Regions from separate parts of the Homo sapiens genome. Here region 1 is linked to region 2. A link is a loop called in an ENCODE intact Hi-C map of the cell type or tissue named here. Cell type or tissue: CD4-positive, alpha-beta T cell. All regions are shown on one strand.

Region 1 (8,000 bases), 280 kb after region 2:
GAGACAGACCCTGCCAACTGTGCTCTCTTTGAATGCTTGACCCGCTGAAACTGTGAGATAATAAATAATTATTATCGTTTTCACTCATTTTGTTTTGAGTGATTTGTTATGCAGCAATAACTAATACAAATGCATTAATATTTAGTATCTTCTAATTGCAGTTTAGAAAAATATTTTTTCATATTCATAATATAGGTATGTTAGTACCTTCTCAAAATGATGATTGACGTGTGTATAAAACTATGTCAACACTTCTTTTCCTCTGATCAGAATTTCTGTCAATATTGTATAAAGCAAATATCAGAAAGAATTTGTGAAAACAAACAAAACAGATTAATGTTGCAGGGTATATAGCAGACTGAACACTTGGTAGGAAAGTGGATTGTGTTTTGGATATATGGCAGCTTTATTTTTTATAGTTACAACAAATAAGGTCAGAAATTTCTCTTGTTTACAACTAAGCTCAGCTTGCTCATACATCTTTTATTTGGTTGGATGTGGGAAGGAGATGCAGAAAATGACTCATTGAACTTGCCAATTAAAGGCAATGTAGTCACTTTCTGCATAACTCTTAACCTCTTGGGAACTCAGTTAGTCCATTCAAACTCCAAACTTCATATCTGGACAACATCATCTCTTACTTGTCCTCCCCTTCCATTGTTCTCCCCAGAAAGGGGTTTAGATCTAGGGAGAATACGTAATACGTGTGTGGGTGCCCATCTAATATCTGCATTGGCATGTCATCTTTGCTGGCCCTTCTCTAAGCTGGAGCTTGTCCCACCTCATCTTGGGAGGTCTCTGTCTTGACTATGTTGGCTGCTGAAGCACCTAAGGCTGATGTGGCCATAGACTATTCTCTTGCACCCTCAGTTCATGGTCTCCCCCTTTTCCCCACTCCCCAACCCTTGTTCTTTCCCTTGTCTCATACTGGGGCTCTAATCTGCTGAAAATTTACCATATTATCAAATCACCGTGCAATCTCACAATAGCATCCACTCTCTTCCTGAAAACAAGGACCTTCTGGAAGGCACAGAGGCTCTCAATTCTCAGACCTTCTTCGCACCTCCAAATAAACTGGAAATTTTCTTATTTGTCTTCTACACACTCAGGAGCAGAAGGGTACTTTCAGTGGGGTGGTCAGTTTGCTCAGGGAGGCTTCTCTCCTCCAGCTAGTCTGTCAGAGTGAGGCAGAATTTTATGGTAGCTTCTTGCTTAAATGAAGAGAACAGCAACTCCTTGTCTAGCCAGGGAAAATCATTTTCCCATATTTCAGATGTTCTACCTGGCCAATTAAGTATAGCAGGCCTAATTATCAAGTTATTCTGCCACCTTGTAGGTAGAACTAATAACATAGGCAATTTGTACATCCATCCTATATGTATTTGATATGAAACAATGCTGGATAAATGTTTTTAAATGTCTTCTTATTCAAGCCTGCAAGTGTACGTAGAATGTTGCTTTATTATATACAGTAAAACATGTCTCCTCATATCTTCAACAAAGCAGCATGCCATACTACTTTGGCATACTTCATGGCAGTGTGTAATGTACCAGACAACACAGTGTTTATCACTGAGTTTTTCTCTTCCTGTCTTTGTTTGCCACTGCTCATTTCCTAGCAGTATGAAATAACAGTTAAAAACACAGCTTCTAGAGATAGATTATCTTTGATTCAAATTCTGACTTTGCCACTTATTAGCCATGAAGCCTTGGACGTGTTATTTAGCCTTTCTTTGTCATTTTTCATCTGTAAGTAAAATGAGGTTGTTGGTAATAGTATCTACCTCACTTAGTTGTAAGAAATTAAATGAAATTATATTAAAATCTTTAGAATGCTGGAAAACACTGAATAGTTGTTCGTTATCACTTTTCCCTTACTTTGTCTTTCCGTTCTGTATTAGTGAGCTCTGGATGCCATCACAAAATATCCCAGGTTTGGTAGCGTCAACAATAGAAATTTATTTCTCACAGTTCCAGAGACTAGGAGGTCCAAAATCAAGGTCAGGAAGGTAGGCTTTATTCTGATGCCTCTTCTCCTGGCTTGTATAGAGGTAGCCACCTTCTCACTGTGTACTCACATGACCTCTTCTCTGTGCACAAGGGAGAGAGAACTCTCTCTGGTGTCTCTATTTATAAGGGCTATGGGGCACCACCCTCGAGACCTCATCTAAAACAAATCACCTTCCAAAAGCCTCATCTCCAAATACTATCATATTGGGGGTTAAAGGCTTCAACATATAAATTTGGGGAGGTGGGTGGAGCTACAGACATTTAGCTTATAACACATTCCTCTCCCAAAACCCAATTTCTTCCTCTAACTCCCAAAACCCAATTTCTTCCTCGACCTTGACTTCCTATACCTTAAGTCAGAACTAGATCTACTAAGTGGATAGAAACACTCAGTAAATGTTATGTATGCCAAAATACTTGATTCAATGGAATGCTAGGTTACAGGTACATTTTGCTGAAAGATATCTGGACCAGTCATGCACTTGTACAGAGTTAGAAATAAAGAAGACCTTACAAACATTACCTATTCTACAAATAATGCTGGACAAAAACAGCATGACAAAACTCAATGGCTAAAAACAGTGTATTTATTGCTCATACATCTGGAATCAGCTGCAGTTCAGAGACTTAGGCTGGGTGATTCTTCTGGCCTCAACTGGCCTCTCCCATTTGTCTGGGTGTAGACTGACTATTGGTGGGGATCTCATTTTTCTAAGTTTTATCTGGCTTGGAGAATCCAGCTTATCTTAACAGGTCTCATACACCATGTATATGTCACATCCTTCCAGCAGACTAACTCAGGCATGTCCTCTCATGAGATGCAAATACAAGTAAGCTCAGTGCCCAGTCCTGAAAGCAGACAGCAAAAGGAAACACATTCTACTGGCCAGAGCAAGTCCCAAGAACAATTCAAATTCAAGAGATGGAGAAATAAACTGTGCCTTTTCATGGGAGGAATGAGGAATTAGAGCCATTTTGTAATCTGTTGCACCAACAATCCTTTAGTCAGCTCTACCACCCCTCCTTTCCTTTTTCAATTAAAACATCACAAATTTTAATTAGAGAGAGTATGGTATATATTGGGGGTGAAGTTTTATGTAATTCATAAATTACCCAAAGGGTAATTTATAAAAAGTCTTTCTTCATAAGAATTTTGGTGGTTGTTTTGGGGGGGGGGAGGTGGGAGGACTGTATTTAGAAAACATATTGAGGAATAGTTCTGAACATAATTTAATTTCTTTTTGTGTGTCTCAAACTGAGAAAATTGTTTATTAAATAGAAACATCTTATGTGTGCTATATATTGCACAGAAAAGAGGATATTAATATAAACTAGAAGGCTGAAAAATATCAAAATCTATTTTCTAAAAATGTATTACCTTATCTTAGTGTTTACACTTAGCATCCAGTTATGGCCAGGAATGAGGAAATTTGATTTTTGGAAATGAAACAATAATGTGCTGCCACCTTGTGTACAATGCCTGTAAGCACCATTATTTGTCATTGGCATCTCTAGAATACTAATCAGAAAAAAATACTGCAATGAAGGGAGACATTTTGTCCTTATGAAAGGCGGGGTTTCTTAATCTTTTGTGTGCTCATGGGACTCTTTGACAACGTATGGGCCTTTTTTCATAATAATGTTTTTAAATGCATAAAATAAAACACTAGATTTAGAAAGGAAACTATATTGAAATATAGTTATCAAGAGATTTAAAATGACAAATGTATTAGACTAATCCGTGTGTTTAATTAACATATCAGTAACAAAATGTGGTGGTTAATCTAATAACTACTATGATTTTGAGCTGATAGTGTATACATTTTTTGAGACATCTGCAACAACAATAATATGATATGAAAATGTATGTGACAGGCTGATACTATTGTGGTCTGTTGCCTATGCTGTATTCATAATTGAAGGAAATGTTTTATTACAGTTAGAAATTAGTGGAGAAAATTGGTCCTTTTTTGCCTATCTAAGTTCATGGGCCACTTGAATTCTGTCCATAGACCCCTGGAGCTCCAGAGACTGCAAAGTAATCATTCCTGACACTTAATGTAGATTATATTTGATCACTGAACAAAGAAAAACAACACATCAAAACTATCAAAATCAAATATTCATGGAAACCCTACAAATCCATGAAAATGTTCTTTGAATAACATGTTTTTGAAGAACAAAGCATTAATTTTTCTCTCATAAATATTACTTTTATACACCATAATGTAATGAACTATTGGATATTTCTGATATTTTTATATTATATATTATCAAGTATATGTCAACAAAATATATGTGTTGATGTGTTGTTTTATTTGATTTCTTAAGAAAATGTCTAAATTACCTGGATTTTAGCCCAAGATTTGTCTTTGGATGATTTAGTGACCTTGTACATTTCTTTCTTTTTCCTTCCCTTCTCCTTTTCTTTGCTATCTTTCTTCTTTCTTTCTTCTCTCTTTCTCTTTCTCTCCCTCTGTCTCTCTCTCTCTCTCTCCCTCCCTCTCTCTCTCTCACACATATACACACACACACACTTTATTTTATTATTCTTTCAACAAATATTGAATAAGAGATGAATATGTGCTGACATGTGTGCTAAGCTTTGTATAGTGGATAGTGCTCTCAGAAGCCTCGCAGTCAGTCATAATATATCATGGCCCAGGGGCAAATTCATCACACAGCCAAAGAAGATTCAGCTTCATTCCCATGGTCCGGGTATGTGTTCAGCTCCATCATAATGGGTCATAGCTTCCACAAGACCCTCCGGGTCAGAGACAGAACTGACGTAGGTTTCTGTCTATCCTCATGTGCTTGAGCTCATACTGTGGGTTACAGCTTGTTCTTGCTCTCCTCCACTTACCATCTGTCTTCCATTCCCTACTACCTGCTCGGCAGACTTCAAACTCTTAACATCAGACACAAGGGTGACATGTTTACGGAGACTGGTTTACCAGCTCCCAGCATTGCATAAAATTAAATCCCCGTAGCAAATATCTGATTATTACAGATATGTATATATTTTGTTTTATATATAATATATATTATATATTATATATTATATATTATATTATATATATTATATATTATATATTAATTAATATCTATTAATTAATATATAATATATAATTATATATTATATATTATATTATATATATTATTATATTAGATATATAATATAATATATAATATATAATATATATATTATTATATAATATATAATTATATATTACATATAATATATAATATATATTATATAATTATATATTACTACATAGGATATCTATATCCTAATGTAGTTATTAGACTAACCATTGGAGTTTATTTTATATAAAATACAATTATAGTATATTATTAACATAATATATACTTTTATATATAATACATATTAATATAATTATATATTATATATAATTTTGCTTTATATATAATTATATATATAAACAAACTCTAACGGTTAGTCAAATAACTACATTAGGATATATATGTGTATATATATATATATATATATATATATGTATATCCTAACGGCTCTGCTTCTCTGACTGAACCCTGACTGATACAAACACCCATCCATATTTACATACTACATTCTATAATGGCTAATTAATTTCCAATCCTTATCACTTAAGAAACCGATCACTGTACTTAGCCAGGCTACTAAAGGGATAGTCTCTGTGCTGATTCTATCTAGATCCCTCAAGCCCATCCCAGGATTTCTCGCGTGCCATATTGCACTTCTGTCCCACAACATCCACGCTGAAAGGTCTTCAGAAACAATAATCTGGTTTTCTCAGCCTGAGCCCTCTGTTCTTTTTTTTTTTTTTCAGTCTTGCTCTGTTGCCCAGGCTGGAGTGCAGTGGTGCAGTCTCGGCTCACTGCAGCCTCTGCCCCTGGGTTCCAGCGACTCTCCTGCCTCAGCCTCCTAGATAGCTGGGATTATAGGCGCATGCCTCCATACCCGGCTAATTTTTGGATTTTTAGTAGAGACGGAGTTTCGCCATGTTGCCTTCTGTTCTTTTACTCTCCTAGTCCGGCATTCTCTTGGGCATGATCAACATTCTCCTCAAGCTGCAGAGTTGAGAGGGACATTTGAAAATCTGCAAGAGTCACACTGGAGATGGAGCCACTCACTCCGTGGCCCTTTGACATTCTCCATGTGACACCATTAATCATGGCCTGGTAGCGCAAGCTTAGGAGTGCTCAGGCTCTTTACTGTTTAATTGCTTTATGTCCAGCATCACATGGGTCATACTAGTTCTTGTTGCTAGTCCAGATTGTCCCAAAAAACTGCACACTAGATCAAGTTATATTCATAAAATCCAGTACATAGCTTTAGAATAGTATTCAGTGGAAATATCTGCACAAGGGTATGCTACAGAATGTTAATGGGACATACTGTCTTGGAGTCAGGGCCATTCTCAAATTTACTCATACAGACATCAGGAGAGACTGACCCTTTTATTTTGTGTTATGAATGTATATTATTTTTAAAAAATAACTTTGTTACTGTAATAGCTCAACTATCATCTCCTATTTGAGGTCTTCCTCAGTTCCTTCAGACAGAGCTAATGACTTTGTTTGGTATGTAACATCATTTTAATAAAAACCACATTGTATAATGGCTGGATGTTTTTCCAGCTCATCCACAAGACTGTAATCCTCTCAAGTCAGAAATCACACTTTCTTCATCTTTGTTTAACTAGTTCCTAGTGCATTGAGTTTTATTAAAGTTTTGTTGAATGAAAAATAAAGTTATTTTTATTTTATCTCAATTTTCCAGGCTTGGGAAAAATAACTCATTGTTACTTTTAGGTGTTACCAAACACCTTGATGAACATTAAGAATCTGTCTAAAGGCCAGGGCATGGTGGCTCACACCTGTAATCTCAGCACTTTGAGAGGCTGAGGCAGGAGGATCACTTAAGCCCAGGAGTTCAGACAAGCCTGGGCAACATAGTGAAACCCCATCTCTACAAAAAATAAAAATACAGGCCTGGGCAAAATGATGAAACCTCATATTTACAAAAATATACAAAAATTAGCCTGGCATGGTGGCTCGCACCAGTAGTCCTAGCTGCTTGGAAGGCTGAGGTGGGAGGATCACCTGAGCCTGAGAGGTAGAGGCTGCAGTGAGCTGTGATTATGCCACTCCACTCCAGCCTGGGTGACAGAGTGAGACCCTGTCTCAAAAAATAATAATAAAAATAAAACTTAAAAAAATAGCCATGAATGGTGGCTCTTGCCTGTTGTCCTAGATACTCAGGAGGCTGGGGTGGGAGTATTGCTTGAGCCCTCTGAATCAGTGATATCCAGTAGGACTTTCTGTGATGATGGTTATTACAAATTTGAAATGTGTCTAGTGCAATTAAAAAAGTGAATTTCTAATATTATTTCATTTTAGTTAATTTAAAAATAAATAGCCAAATATGGTTACAAAACGCTGATTGGTCAGCACCGCTCTGGATGCTTGGCATTTTGCAGACACTTCCACAGGGATAGCCTGTGTTTTGACTTTGAGTCTTTAAATGCCACAGACTAATCTCTATCAACTTCTTCCCTCTGATAGGGTTTTGAACCTAAATTCACCATAAATTAGGGGGAAATGATCTCATGCTGGAACAGATATATATAAGATAATCTTTTTCTAAAAAATGGCCTTAGAATTTAGTAGCATCATTGATTTTTGGTTTTAATTAATGACCTTTAAAATATTTCCCATTACATATTGTATGTTCTGTTCTATTTATCAAAGCGTTTAAAAAATTATCTAAAGAGCCTAATGAGGTTGGATAAAAGATAAGCTTGTTAGACCAATGTCACCTATATTATAAACTCATGAGTCTTTTCAAGTTAATTTATGATCATTAGTGGGGAGACATTTTAGGCAGTATAATGTGTTTTTAATGGAAAATGAACATATTGTTGGACAAATAATCTTCATTTCTCTTGAAAAAAAAAAACTTTCCTGAGATTACAAAGCCATTCTGT
Region 2 (8,000 bases):
TGTTCTTTATATGGAGCGGTTAAGTAACATGTCAGAGTCTTAAATGGGAGAGCTGGGATCAAACTCAAGCAATTTGTTCCCGGGGTCTGCATTCCTAATGAGTGTACAATACAGCCTATCTTTTCATTATGTTACATTGATGAATAATGCACATGCCTTTTTTCTAAAATCTTTTTGAATTAAAAGTCATGTCTGGATCATCCTGTTTTGACCTACAGTGCCCAGAATAAACATAAGAAATAAGCCTTTCCCGAAAGAACAAATCAGCTTTCCCTCCAGTATTCTTGATATTATGTGTTGTACCTCAGGCAAATATTAGAATATGAAGTACAGTTTTAGTAGACTACCCTGTGTCTTATGATAGGATGATGTAGCTTGGTAGTGTCCCTACTTCCTTAGGAATTCTATGTCGGCTTTCCAATATAGTGGTGTGTAAATTTACTTACTACTTCTGAAACGACCCAAATGCACACACACACACACACACACAGTGTATTTTTCTTTATTTTCTCTGACTTTGTCTTGCTTTCAAGCCCCCAATACCATTGACAGGAGGGGAAAAAAACAAAACAGGCTTGTCAATAAGTAATTCAGTCTTTTCTAGTTTAAATAGCCTCTTTCTGGATAATTCATGTCTTTTGAGTTACTGTCATGGGTTTCAGATGTGATGCCCTTCGCCACCCTCCTCTCAAGGTTTCCTTCCCTTTTGCCAGAGTGATTTAAGGTCCCAGGTGGTGTAAGTGGTGTAGAGTAGAAAGTGTGTATCCAGAACTCGGAGGACCTCTGTTCCTCTGCACTGGCTCCTGAGGCATCCAGAAGTGTGCCTCACATTCAGCTCTATGCTGAGGTGAAGACCTGATGCCCGCTGGCTGCCTCAGCCCTCCCCAGCTCTCAGTAATGACGCTCTGAGGTCTGCCCGTGACTCCAGTTTGTGTGGTCTATCAGTCAGATCTCCGTCCCAAGGTTACTTCGTTTCTTGTCTCAACACTACTTCAAGCCTGTGAACTAGAGCATCTCCTGCGGCCATTTTTACCCCGGCACTCAAAAGCCTCTCGAAGTCATTTGCGATTCTCTGCCACCTTGTGGTTACTCTAAGAAATCTTCATGGTTCTCAGGCCACCCGCTGGGAAAACCAGAAGTCTCCAATTGCCTTGGATTTCCCCAACATGATTTCAGTGCTTCAGAGGCCCTGCCCAGCACCACCGCTTCCCCAGCACTGCCAAGGACAAAGCAAGGACACCCAGAGTAGATTGCTTTGCTTCCCTCTTCCTTTCCGTGGTTTTTAAGCCTCAGCATCAGAAGGACTTTCTACTCCTTCCTGTCTGATGGGGCCTCATAACTGTCTTTCAATTTACAAATGTCTTATAGTAAAACACTATGATATGAATCATATATAGGTGTCTTGATTATATGAAAGGAAATTATTATACTCCAAGAAAACTTTCCTTTCTCTAAAAGTTACGATATCCAAGGCAATTGTTTTTCTGAGTGCTCAAAAAATGTCTAATTTGACATTCAAAGCTGAGCAGTGACTTCTCTATGTTAGGTTCTGTCTATTCTCACCCTGAAACAATCGAAGCCTACTCAATGGATACAGAGACCCAGGACAGTATAATTTATATAACTTATAACAATTAATAATTAATATACAAAAATTAATATAACTTATGGGGAATAAAATAGATGATTTATTTTGAAAATATTCCTGTTATGGAGACACAAATCAAAGTCACACTATGCGACTGGGTGCAGTGGCTCACGCCTGTAATTCCAGCACTTTGGGAGGCCAAGGCGGACGGATCACTTGAGGTCAGGAGTTCAAGACCAGCCTGGCCAACATGGTGAAACCCGGTCTCTACTAAAAATATGAAAATTAGCCAGGCATGGTGGCAGGCACCTGTAATCCCAGGTACTTGGGAGGCTGAGGCAGGAGAATTGCTTGAACCTGGGAGGTGGAGGTTGCAGTGAGCGGAGATCAGGCCACTGCATTCCAGCCTGGGCGACAGAGCAAGACTCTGTCTCAAAAAAAAAAAAAAAAAAAGGAAGTCACACTACATGATCAGGAAATGTAAATCCTTCCTCCCAGTTGTGATAACAAAAATGTTTCCAGATATTGTCAAAATAGCCCAGTTGAGAACCATTGTTTTAGGTCTGAGGATAAATGTCACACCTCAGGGGTGTTTTCTGATATCCCCACCATCACTCACACCCTTGTGCTGTCCTGTCATAGCATGCATCCAAAATCATAATAAAAATTACCTGGGGCCGGGCGCGGTGGCTCATGCCTGTAATCCCAGCACTTTGGGAGGCCGAGGCAGGCAGATTATGAGGTCAGGAGATCGAGACCATCCTGGCTAACATGGTGAAATCCCGTCTCTACTAAAAATACAAAAAATTAGCCGGACTACACACCTGTAGTCCCAGCTACTCAGGAGGCTGAGGCAGGAGAATCACTTGAACCCGGGAGGTGGAGGTTGCAGTGAGCCGAGATCACACCATTGCACTCCAGCCTGGGCAACAGAGTGAGACTCCATCTCAATATATATATATATATATATATATATATATTTGGGGAGATTATTTGTTTACTTTTGGTCTTTTCCACTAGATTGTAAATTTATTGAAGGCAGAAACTACATCTGGGTTTTCCTTTCTTTTCTTTTTTGAATTACTATTTATTAGACAGATTCTCTCAATAAAAGCAATTATGCTTTAATATTTGTGAGCAAATAAATATTTGTTAAATAAATGAGAGTTCACTAAAGAAAAAGATACAAAAATATCATATCTAGCAGTTACAAATCTGAACTTGCCATCTTCTCCTATTTTGAGAATAACACTTAATTGTTAAGGGGCAGAGACGAAAACAAAAGGAAAGAAAAAGGAGGATGAAAGGAAGGAAAAGAGGAAAGGACCAAAAGCAAGCACCCCAGTGAAGTGTGGGGTTTTTCTCACAGGCCCAGGGAACTCTGTGGTGCAGAATAAACAGCACTATGGAGGAGGGAACCATAGCAGTCCTGCATCTAGGCGTGAATATGGCTGCATACTGAAACAGACGTGTTTGAGAGTCCAACTTTCCTAAGGTTGGAACTCTTTTGAATCAAATGTGAGACTTTCCCCAGGCTCCTCCTGCCTTCCTTGTTCCTGACACAGCTACTTTCTGGGAAGTCTTGAAATGTCCCTTAGCATTTCCAACTTTCCTCTAGCTTCTCCCTAAATGTAAAAACTGATTAAGCAATGGCTGACATCATCATACTGTCCTGGAAAATTTGTATTATTTTCTAGAGATGTATGTAGAATCGCTCTGGATGGCTCAGAATAGCAAGAGATGTTGCAGAATGTGCCCAAAAGGTACAATAGCATCTGTAGCAGCCATGCAACAGTTTCTAGTCAACAAATGATGCTGAGCTCTTGGTGTTTTTGTTTGTTTTGTTTTTTAAGTCATTTTAAAATGACAAATGTAATGCTCAATGCAGAGAACTTTGGACATATATGCAATAGAAATAAAGCAGAATAAAATCACCTATTAAATAAATCCAGCGATAACTACTCATTTTTGCGGGTGTGAGCTGTACTTTTATTAGATATTTTTATTACAGTTGTCTAAATATTGCTTAGAAACCCTTTTTTACTTGCTCTCAGATTTCTGCTCTTATTGGTATCAAATTTGAAACATTTATTTATAATTATTTATTGTTATTTAATTATACAATGATGCCTAATGACTAAGTCCCTGGCAGATCAGGGCTGATAAAAAATGCAAACACTCTCTTTATGGCAGCTTAAAATAGTCTAAAGAGTCATTATGACATTTTAATAATGTTTATTCTCAAATACAGTGGTATTGAATTAAACATTTAAAAAGATTCAGAAACAAACAAGAAATCCCAAAGAGCTTTCCTCAGAAGCTAATTTCAGTTCTGCTAACTCAGGCAAAAGATGGTAATTTCTTCAATCGTTTTAAATTCTGCAGTCATGGATTAGAAAAGTTCCCACATGTGTACTCTCATATCTAATATTTCCTAACTCTCTCATCCCCACCTCACCAGCTGCACACAATTGCCACATAAAATTATATTCTTCTTTCATTTACCTAAGACACTGTACATTGTTAATAAAATTGTCATAATAGAAAAACTGAAGCATCCTTAAGTAGTCACCTGTAATACCTTTCTGATTTACAAACTGGAGACCTTATGTAGTTAATTAACCTGGAATAGCTGCCAAACATTTTCTTTGATTGTGAATAACATAGGATCAACTCAACTTGATCTCTATTAGAAAGCACTCAGGCTCCTAAAAGAACCATAGTTTGCATCAACAAATAATTCCTCCTTGAGCTAACTCCAAATAATTTGACAGTAGGACATTATTTAATTTTTAAGGACTAAAAAGGTCTGTTAACCTTGTTTTTACAGTTCAATATTTTAAACAATATGTGTTGCTGTTGTCATTTTTAAATACACTCTTTTCATCATATTTGAGACTTCTGTAACCAAAGGTTTATTTGGTTACGATTTTCTCTTTCCCCTTTTCTCTATTTCAAAATGAACAGCTACTTTGTATCTTATGTAGCTTGTAGCATGAAATTCCACATATGAGTAATTATTTCCCTCCTGCAGGTATTAAAAAGAAATGTTAATCATAATTAAAAGATTACTGGCTTCATTTCCATAAGGCATTCACTCTAAGCAGTTAATTACAGAAGTGAACTCATCATGCATGTGCTTTTAAGTCCCATTTATAAGAAACTGAGCACAGCAAAAATTAGGTATGATAAAATCTTTGTAAAGCAATGCTTTATGTACTTATTCTTTTGCAAGCGCATTTACCCAAACCATCTTATGCAAATTTTGTTCTCAGCCATTAGATTGCTGACTTTTCTTTTTGTCCACTAGAGGTCTGCCATTCCTAACTTGAAAACATGCTGGCCTTTGAGAGTTAGTATACTAAGATCTGGAGCCTGCCTGAATATATCCATCATCTATCTTTCTATTCTTTCATTCACTGATTCATTAATTCACTCAACATTTATTCATCACTGCTGTGTGCCAGTCATGGTGCTACTTACAAAGGACGAGGGGATTGTCAGTTTCTTGCATCTGCCCTATCTTACTACGTTTTGTGCTGCAACAATAGAATACCTAAGACTGGGTGATTTATAAAGAAGAGAAATTTATTTCTTACAGGAGGCTGGAATGCCCAACATCGAGGGGCTTGCATCTGGTGATGGCCTCTTGCTATGAGGAGGTAGGAAAGGACAAACTCATCCTTTTATCAGGAACCCACTCTCGTGATAACCCACTCCAACGATAACAGCATTAATACATTCATAAGGGCAGAACCCTTGTGACCTATTCATCTCTTTAAAGTCTCAGCTCTCAACACTGTGGCACTGGGGATTAAGTTTCCAATACATGAACTTTGGGGGATGCATTCGTACCACAGCCTGCATCTTTCTCTATGTTTCCTTGTATATAAGGCTCTCTACTTCCTCTTACCTGCCCAGGCCCTTGTTCTATCAGGTATCTCTGAACCTCTCTGTATATCTTCATTTTTTGCTTCTCTTATTTGTCTTCCCCACTTGCTCATTAAGCCTTCCATCCTAATATCTTTCTTCCCTCTGATCTTCCTCTGGCTATTACTCTAAGTCTTGCCGCTGCTTCACAGATCATTCTTAACAGGGTTATCAGTGTTTCCACTCTCATCTCCCATTGCTCCTCTCACTGCAATTGGACTCCATGGAAGCTGCCTTAGTAAAACAATTGCCTGCTTGACGCCTTCTTTCTTTCTCGCCACACTGAATCACTTACTGAGTCCTGAGGACCTACCGCCTTAACAATTCCAGCATCTGACCATTTTCCTCCCTGCCTCACCTTCATCCAGGCCCTAATCATTTCTCATTAAATTACACCCATTACTCCCAACTGGCCTCACTGGCAACAACATATTCTCTACCCTCTGCCACAGTGATCTTACTACAGCATAAATCTAAACAAGTCCTCACCCTGCTGAGACCCTTTGATCACTCTGAGCCTTCAGAGAAAGCCCAGATCTCCCCTAAAGGACAAGAGCAGCCAGAGTCACAGGCCACTGCTGATCTCTCCCTTCCCCCAGACCTTTAGCCACACCAGGCCTCCCACTTGTCCCTGCTCGCTGGATTACTGTGGATTTGTGCACGTATTCTTTTCTCTGTGTGGGATTTCATCCTTTAGAGCAGCAGTCCCCAACTTTTTGGCACCAGAGACTGGTTTCTTGGAAGATAGTTTTTTCACTAATGGGGGTGGGGGTAAAATGGTATGGTTTGGGGGTGAAACAGGTCCACCTCAGATCATCAGGCATTAGATTCTCATAAGCAGCATGCAACCTAGATCCCTCACATGTGCAGTTCATAATAGGGTTCGCACCCCTATGAGAATCTAATGCAGCTGCTGATCTGACAGGAGGCGGAGCTGAGGCGGTAATGCTCACTGGCCTGCCGCTCACCTCCTGCTGTGCCACCTGGTTCCTAACAGGCCAGGGTCTATGGCACAGGGTTGGGGACCCCTGCTCTAGAGTACTTTCCTAAAGGGTCCATGAATAATAAATACTTAATCCTCATATGTCTAGAAGTGGCTGTATTTTATTCTCCCTTTTGAATGATAACTTCAATGGGAATAGAATGCTAGCCTGGAAGCTGTTTTTCTACTCTCCTTTGAAGATAAGAGTCAAATGTTTTCTAGCAGTATCGTTGCCTGCGAGAATTCTGTTATTATTCCTTGTAGATAACCTATTTCTTCTGTACTTGGTTTTTCAATTTTCACTTTTTTAAATTGTTCTGAAGTTTCATCCTTATGTATGCATGTAATTTGTATTTAGTTTTGCTGATTAGAAAGCATTGTGATTTTTAAGTCTGAGGAACTCTAGTCATTTTATTCTGGAAAAATTTGAGCTATCACCTTTCCTTAATTTTTTTCTCTTTTCTCCTCCTTTTACTCCAATGCTATCTTACCCATCCCTTACTCTCCCATTCCATGTTTTCGTCTCTTCATCACTCACTCTGATACATTCTGAGTAAGCATCTCAACTCTATCTTCCAATGCACTTGCATTTTCCTTTCCTATTTCTATTTTATTGCTTTAACTCACCTCTCCAATAAGTCTTCCTGAAACCTAAACCTGAATTAAGGTATTTTCTTCTGGGTCAACATAGTTCCATGTACAGGCTAAGACACATTATATGTTATATTGTATTTTATTGACCTGCTTATTTAACTACCTGCTCTATCTCTCCCATTTTAAACTTTCTGTTTTTTGAGGACAGGATATCTTTATATCCTCTGCATTTAATCCTGTCCCTGGAACATATGGGTAGTCTGTAAACAATGAAGGAGTAAAGTTTCTCACCTTCAGCCTCAATTTGCACCTATTTCTGGTGCTTTTTTTTTTAAAAAAAAAAAGTTGGAATCTCACTCTGTTGCCCAGGCTGGAGTGCAGTGGTGCGATCTCGGCTCACTGCAACTTCTGCCTCCTGAGTTCAAGCAATTCTCCTGTCTCAGCCTCCCAGGTAGCTGGGATTACAGGCATGTGCCACCATGCCCAGGTAATTTTTGTATTTTCAGTAGAGACTGGGTGTCACCATGTTGGTCAGGCTAGTCTCAAACTCCTGACCTCAGGTGATCTGCCCACCTTGGCCTCCCAAAGTGCTGAGATTACAGGCATGAGCCACTGCGCCCAGGCTTCTGGTGCTATTAATATGCTATTTTCACTCTATATTTACTTATACTCACACTTCTTCCCCAATAGATTCTGTGAAGGCAAGGACTATATTTATTTTGTGCACTACTCTTATCCCCAGTTCTTAGTACATAAGAAACACCCAAAACCTGTGCCTCCTTGATGATGTGCCTCTCATTACCTTGAGGAATACCCAAAGAGTGGCCTGTGATTTGAAGATATTTGAAATATTATTAGTATGGGGGAGTCACTGAAGGATCTCCATTTTAAAACATAATCTTCCTC

Evidence for each region. Hi-C counts contacts between places; a loop is a spot of excess contacts. Peaks named below come from ENCODE experiments on the same cell type or tissue, not always from the same donor. Only the 100,000 strongest peaks of a DNase experiment are listed, where the experiment ranks them.
Region 1: it touches region 2 in a loop (4-fold over the local background); 63 of 110 quality-filtered maps call a loop at or near these places.

Annotation. Positions count from the first base shown.
Region 1 is chr4:89,154,568-89,162,567 of GRCh38, reverse strand. No RefSeq gene overlaps it. Among named protein-coding and RNA genes, the nearest start is that of TIGD2, 47 kb to the right of the region's middle. In CD4-positive, alpha-beta T cell, CTCF peaks have their summits at 3,254 and 3,453 (motif pointing left); a DNase peak (open chromatin) is centred at 3,487.
Region 2 is chr4:89,431,467-89,439,466 of GRCh38, reverse strand. No RefSeq gene overlaps it. Among named protein-coding and RNA genes, the nearest start is that of GPRIN3, 130 kb to the right of the region's middle. In CD4-positive, alpha-beta T cell, CTCF peaks have their summits at 1,101 (motif pointing left), 4,696 and 4,898 (motif pointing right); DNase peaks (open chromatin) are centred at 1,086 and 4,896.